Regions from separate parts of the Homo sapiens genome. Here region 1 is linked to region 2. The links are chromatin contacts, found by Hi-C or POLR2A ChIA-PET in ENCODE. All regions are on one chromosome and are shown on one strand. Each heading gives the region's core, a stretch centred on a gene start or an enhancer-like site at or near the end of the contact. The rest is flanking DNA. Distances are from core to core; before and after follow the strand shown. Region 1 has its middle 13 kb from the start of EIF3D. Region 2 holds the start of TXN2 (thioredoxin 2).

Region 1 (2,958 bases), core at 390-2,889, 61 kb before region 2:
GAGCCAAGATCGTGCCATTGCACTCCAGCCTGGGCGACAGAGTGAAACTCCATCTTAAAAAAAAAAATAGACTCTAGGTTACTTGATAGCATGGCAAGGTCTCCACCTGAACGCTGAGTGACCAACTCGGGGCCTGGTTCCTCACGAGTGACCAGTGATTGCTTTTTATTTATTTATTTTTTTTTTTTTTGAGACGGAGTCTCTCTCTGTCACCCAGGCTGGAGTGCAGTGGCATGATCTTGGCTCATTGCAAGCTTCGCCTCCCGGGTTCATGCCATTCTCCTGCCTCAGCCTCCCGAGTAGCTGGGACTACAGGCGCCCACCACCACACCCGGCTAATTTTTTGTATTTTTAGTAGAGACGAGGTTTCACCGTGTTAGCCAGGATGGTCTCGATCTTCTGACCTCGTGATCCACCTGCCTCGGCCTCCCAAAGTGCTGGGATTACAGACATGAGCCACGGTGCCCGGTCAGTGATTGCTTTTTAAATGTTGCGAGATCTTGCCCCAGCCAAAGCCCCTACTTCCAAGTTTCTGGTAACCAGAGTAACCCCACTGGCATGTATCAAGGGCTTATTTGCATGCCAGGCACTGCCTTAAGCATGTCACATATAAAATCTGACCTAATTCTATTCTCCCTCCCTCCCGAAGTGGTACATGCTATGATTCCATCTATTTTACAGATGAAGAAGCTATGGCTCAAATGGTCACACAACTTGCCCAAGGTCACACAACAGTGGTAAAAATTTAAATCGCTGGAATTCAAATTCAGTCAGTCTGACTCCCCAGATGTCTGCTTGCATTACAGTGATGTCAGACTGCTCCATGAGACCACCTTAAATATCACCTTGCGGTCACTCAGCCCCAGCCACAAGGCTCTCCAGGCACCCGCCGGGGCAGTGGGAACCAAGGCATGTGGTATGAAGAGATGAGAGACCGGATGCGGTGGCTCATGCCTGTCATCTCAGCATTTTGGGAGGCTGAGGAGGGCGGATCACCTGAGGTCAGGAGTTCGAGACCAGCCTGGCCAACATGGTGAAACTCTGTCTCTACTAAAAAACACAAAAATCCGCTGGGCCTGGTGGCAGGCACCTGCAATCCCAGCTACTCGGGAGGCTGAGGTGGGGAGAATTGCTTGAACCCAGGAGATGGAGGTTGCGGTGAGCTGAAATCGCACCACTGCACTCCAGCCTAGGCAACAGAGAGAGACTCCATCTCAAAAAAAAAAAAAAAAAAAAAAAACAGAGATGAGAACAACACTGTGCTGCAGAAAGTGGGGGCCTGAGGTTCAGAGAGGGGCACCTACTAGCCCACAGCTGTGCGGCCAGATCGAGCCAAAATCAGTATTTATCTTTGGCCCTAAGACCCCAAATCCCAGCTTCCAACAGAAGAAAACATATGGGGCAGAGAGAAGGAGCCAAGGAGAGGCCTGGTTATTGCTCATCCCATTGAAACAGTCAAACACTCTCTAAACTAGCTAAATGGTTCTGAAGGAAATGGGAATCTATTTTGTCTCCTGTCGCCAGGCCTGCAAATCCTGATATATCTCAGGCCACGGCAGCGAAGCGGATGGCTCAGCACTTGGAGACATGCCCACACGAGGCAGGAAGTAGGGTGGATGATTCAACAGGTACCTCTCTATTCTGAGAACTGGTCCTGTGATGGGTGAGTGTACATGCAGCTGAAATAAAAAATGATTTAGAATGTCGACCACTGGAACGCACAGCAAAGCCTCCCTTTCTTCCTGGGGGACTTGTGGCATTCTTTGGGGCTTTAATCTTTCCAGGTTTTCTAGTTCTGAAATTTTGCTGAGACAACAAGGTTCTTGGGAGGCTGGGGTGGGCTGGTGGCTCCAAAGCTTCCTTTCCTGCTGGCACAGCCTCCAACAGGATGATAAAATGGCTGCCGTCCTACCTGGGACACCATGTTCCTTGCCCTCAGTCTTCCTCATCTGCAGAATGGGGGTAGTGATCTCTGCCTAACCGAGACAGAAAAGTTTGGTACAGGTAGCACAGCTCCACAATTTCTTATCTGAAATCCTCGCGGCTCAATGTGCTTTATCAATTTATGTATTTTATTTTATATTTTATTTATTTTGAGACACAGTTTCACTCTGTCGGCCAGGCTGGAGTGCAGTGGCCCGATTTTGGCTCACTGTAACCTCCACCTCCTGGGTTCAAGCGATTCTCATGCCTCAGCCTCCCCCAGTAGCTGGGATTACAGGGACCCACCACCACGCCTGGCTAATTTTTGTATTTTAGTAGAGATGAGGTTTCACCCAGGCTGGTCTCAAACTACTGACTTCTGGTGAGCTGCCCGCCTTGGGCTCCCAAAGTGCTGGGATTACAGGTCTGAAGCCACCACATCCGGCCTCAATGTGCTTTATAACTTGGAATTCTTTGGATTCCTGAAAGGTTTTCGAGTGGATCTACCGCATATCAGGTGACATGCCAGTGAGCTCTGGAGCAATATTCCATAAACCCTTTAATTTTTCTGCAGCAAAATGTATAAATATTCACGCTAAGTGGGACAAAATAAAGACTATAAATAACCTCACATCCAATTCATATCAGGTTTGCCATCAAATGCTTGCCCCAATCTCATGAAAAAGCTTTAGATTTTCAGAGCTTTGTGGGTTTTGGAATTGTGCATGGAGAGTGCCAGCTTTGGTTTCAGCCACACCTGGGTTTCCATTCCAAATGCACCCTGACCAGCTGGCTCACCTGGGGCAAGACATTCCTCCTCTCTGAGCCTCAGTGTTCTCGTCTATAAAATGGGGTGATGATTCCTATGGTGCTTCTTAAAAGATAAGCAAGGAAACGCAAGTTGCCACTCTGGAAGAGAGGTTGGCCACACTGACCGGTCCCAATGAGGTGAATCCACCACAGGATATCCGGGATCTTTCTGCACACAAGGCGGTGGCAGACTCCCTTTGACCAAACTTACAAGGCTGACGCATA
Region 2 (2,700 bases), core at 5-2,504:
AACTTGAATCTCTGCTCCGAGTTGCAGTCTTCGAACTTGACCCAAAAAAACTCCCTGCTTAAATTAGGCTCGCCTCAGTTTTCATTTGTTTTCCTTTAGGCGGACACAGACGAGGGCCACTTAAAGGATGGCCCCTAAACTCCCGGTTGAGTTCTTTTACATATAAAGGGCATCATGCCTTTGAGGAGCTTAGCTTTACATATTAAATGGAGAAACAGAACCTGTCAACATCTGTAGGAAGTGGACAGCGCCAGTTATAAACAGGAGGCCAGGCAAGGTGGCTCACGCCTGTAATCCCAGCACTTTGGGAGGCTGAAGCGGGCGGATCACTTGAGCTCAGGAGTTCCAGACCAGCCTGGCCAACATGGCGAAACTCCGTCTCTACTAAAAATACAAAAATCAGCCCGGCGTGGTGGCGCGCGCCTGTAATCCCAGCTACCTGGGAGGCTGAGGCAGGAAAATCACTTGAACCCGGGATTTGGATGTTGCAGTGAGCGGAGATCACGCCACTGCACTGTAGCCTGGGAGACAGAGCGAGACTCTGTCATTAATAAATAAATATATGTAAATAAAATAAAGCAACAAGAGTTTGCAAAATCCAAAACCACGGGGACTTCTCAACTGCCTTTTCTCCCTTAAGTACCCTCCATTGCTACCCCTGCTCCATCACCTCCTCTTCCGGTCCCTCCTCTAGGGCCCGCCCACCCCTTCCGTTTCCGCCCCGCCCCGCCCCCGCCTTCGCCCAGACCAGGGCCCGCCCGCCTCTTCCAATCCGTTCCCCGACGGCCTGCCCATTGCTTCCGGTCCGTAGCTGAGGCCCCGCCCCTTCAACTGTGCCTCAGCCCGCCATTCCCATTGGCGGAAAATCCCAGACGCCCCTCAAATTGGAGAGGGACAGATGGGCGCTGTGGCTCACGCCCGTAATCACAACCCTCTGAGAAGCCGAGGCGGGCGGATCACGAGGTCAAAAGATCGAGACCGTCCTGGCCAACGTGGTGAAACCCCGTCTCTACTAAAAATAAAAAAATTAGCTGGGCGTGGTGGCGCGCGCCTCTAGTCGGGAGGCTGAGGCAGGAGAATCGCTTGAACCCGGAAGGCGGAGGTTGCAGTGAGCCGAGATCGCGCCACTGCACCCCAGCCTGGCAACAGAGCGAGACTCTGGCTCAAAAAAAAAAAAAAAAAAAAAAAAAATTGGAGAGGGACGCTCTTCCGCCTGCCTGTACCCGGAAGTGACGTTATGTACGTCCCCCCCCGAGGAAGTGACGACAGGCGTGCCCTTGACAGGCAGGGAGGGCTAGGCTGTGCATCCCTCCGCTCGCATTGCAGGGAGGTAGGAGCCCTGTGGGGGTGGCTCGAGGTGGTGTCGCGGCTGAGGCATGCCGCGAGCGCGTTCCTGCGCAGGCTGGCGGCCGGGCGGGCGGGGGGATCTAGCTCGCCGGAGAGCCAGGGTCCCTGGTGATGTCCGATTTTTCCCAGTTCCCTCCACACATGTCCCTTCTTTATTGGTTCCCTCCAGTACATGTCTCTTCGTTTTTGGTTCCTCTCACACTCTTAGTTCCTCCTTGAATTGTTGCGTTTCATCTTTTCAGACGACCCTGGGTTCCAGTGTTGGCTGTCATTTAATAGCGGGGTTACTTTGGGCATGTCACTTAACTTACTTGAGCCTCGTATTCCTTCCCTTACTCGCAGTGTGGGCAGTACAATAGCAACTTCCTGGAAGTTGCTGTAGGAAGACCAATAATGTGTGTAAGGTACTTGGTCCTTACATACATTATTAAATCTGTTGGTTTCTTCCTCCCATTCTTCCGTTATAATCTAAATCCCGATTTCTTTTTGGTTGTGAAGCCAGTTTTCCTGTCCTTCTGGTTTGCCTAGCTGTTCCTTCCCTTTGATTCTCATTGCTTCCTCACTTCCACGCTACAAATCTTACATATGATTTCCTTGCATTTTGCTTCCAACTCTGCCTCTTCCTGAGCCCTGAGTACTCCCCAAATCTTTTTCTAGTGTGTCGACTTCCTTTTGTGTGCCCCAGTTCTTCTGCCTCTTTCCCTCACAGATGGCTCAGCGACTTCTTCTGAGGAGGTTCCTGGCCTCTGTCATCTCCAGGAAGCCCTCTCAGGGTCAGTGGCCACCCCTCACTTCCAGAGCCCTGCAGACCCCACAATGCAGTCCTGGTGGCCTGACTGTAACACCCAACCCAGCCCGGACAATATACACCACGAGGATCTCCTTGACAACCTTTAATATCCAGGATGGACCTGACTTTCAAGACCGAGTGGTCAACAGTGAGACACCAGTGGTTGTGGATTTCCACGCACAGTGAGTATTGGGGGTCCACAGAAGACTAGGGTCCTACTTGTTCAAGTATTTATTGAATGCCTGCTGTGTCCCACGGCCATGTTCTATGCTGCTCATATGTAGACTCAATATACAGACTGGTCAGGCCCAGTCCCTGCCCTCAAGGGGAATGCAGTCTGGTGGAAGACAGACAAGTGAACAGTCTGCAAAGCTGACTGTTAGTGCTGGGAAACACATGTTCTGTTTCTCAATCCCCAGAAAGCTCAGCGTCATCTTTAGCATGGACCAGAGTTGGAAAAATATGACTGTCACCTTGCTTTTGGTGTATACCAGTTCCTGGCCCTGCAGATAAGCTGATGTTAACATCCTGCCATGAAAACCGCAAGAAGGGCTGGCAAAAAG

Evidence for each region. Hi-C counts contacts between places; a loop is a spot of excess contacts on that map. ChIA-PET counts read pairs that join two places held with the same protein, here RNA polymerase II (POLR2A). Pooled maps may share reads with other maps.
Region 1: POLR2A ChIA-PET joins it to region 2 with 10 read pairs in Caco-2. The contact joins the enhancer-like site here to the promoter of TXN2 in region 2. A Hi-C loop is called at or near these places in 1 of 50 pooled maps. POLR2A ChIA-PET finds 5 or more read pairs at or near these places in 9 of 52 experiments (B cell, Caco-2, H1 and 5 more).

What each region holds. Positions count from the first base shown.
Region 1 is chr22:36,540,877-36,543,834 of GRCh38, reverse strand. No RefSeq gene overlaps it. Among named protein-coding and RNA genes, the nearest start is that of EIF3D, 13 kb to the right of the region's middle. Within about 2 kb of position 1,639, at least 7 of the 41 ENCODE cell types and tissues checked have a DNase peak (open chromatin) inside an H3K27ac peak, as active enhancers do.
Region 2 is chr22:36,480,194-36,482,893 of GRCh38, reverse strand. TXN2 (thioredoxin 2) reads left to right here and starts at 1,254. Exons shown (of 4, transcript NM_012473.4): 1 at 1,254-1,330; 2 at 2,057-2,319. The coding sequence starts at 2,057. RefSeq lists an enhancer at 1-824.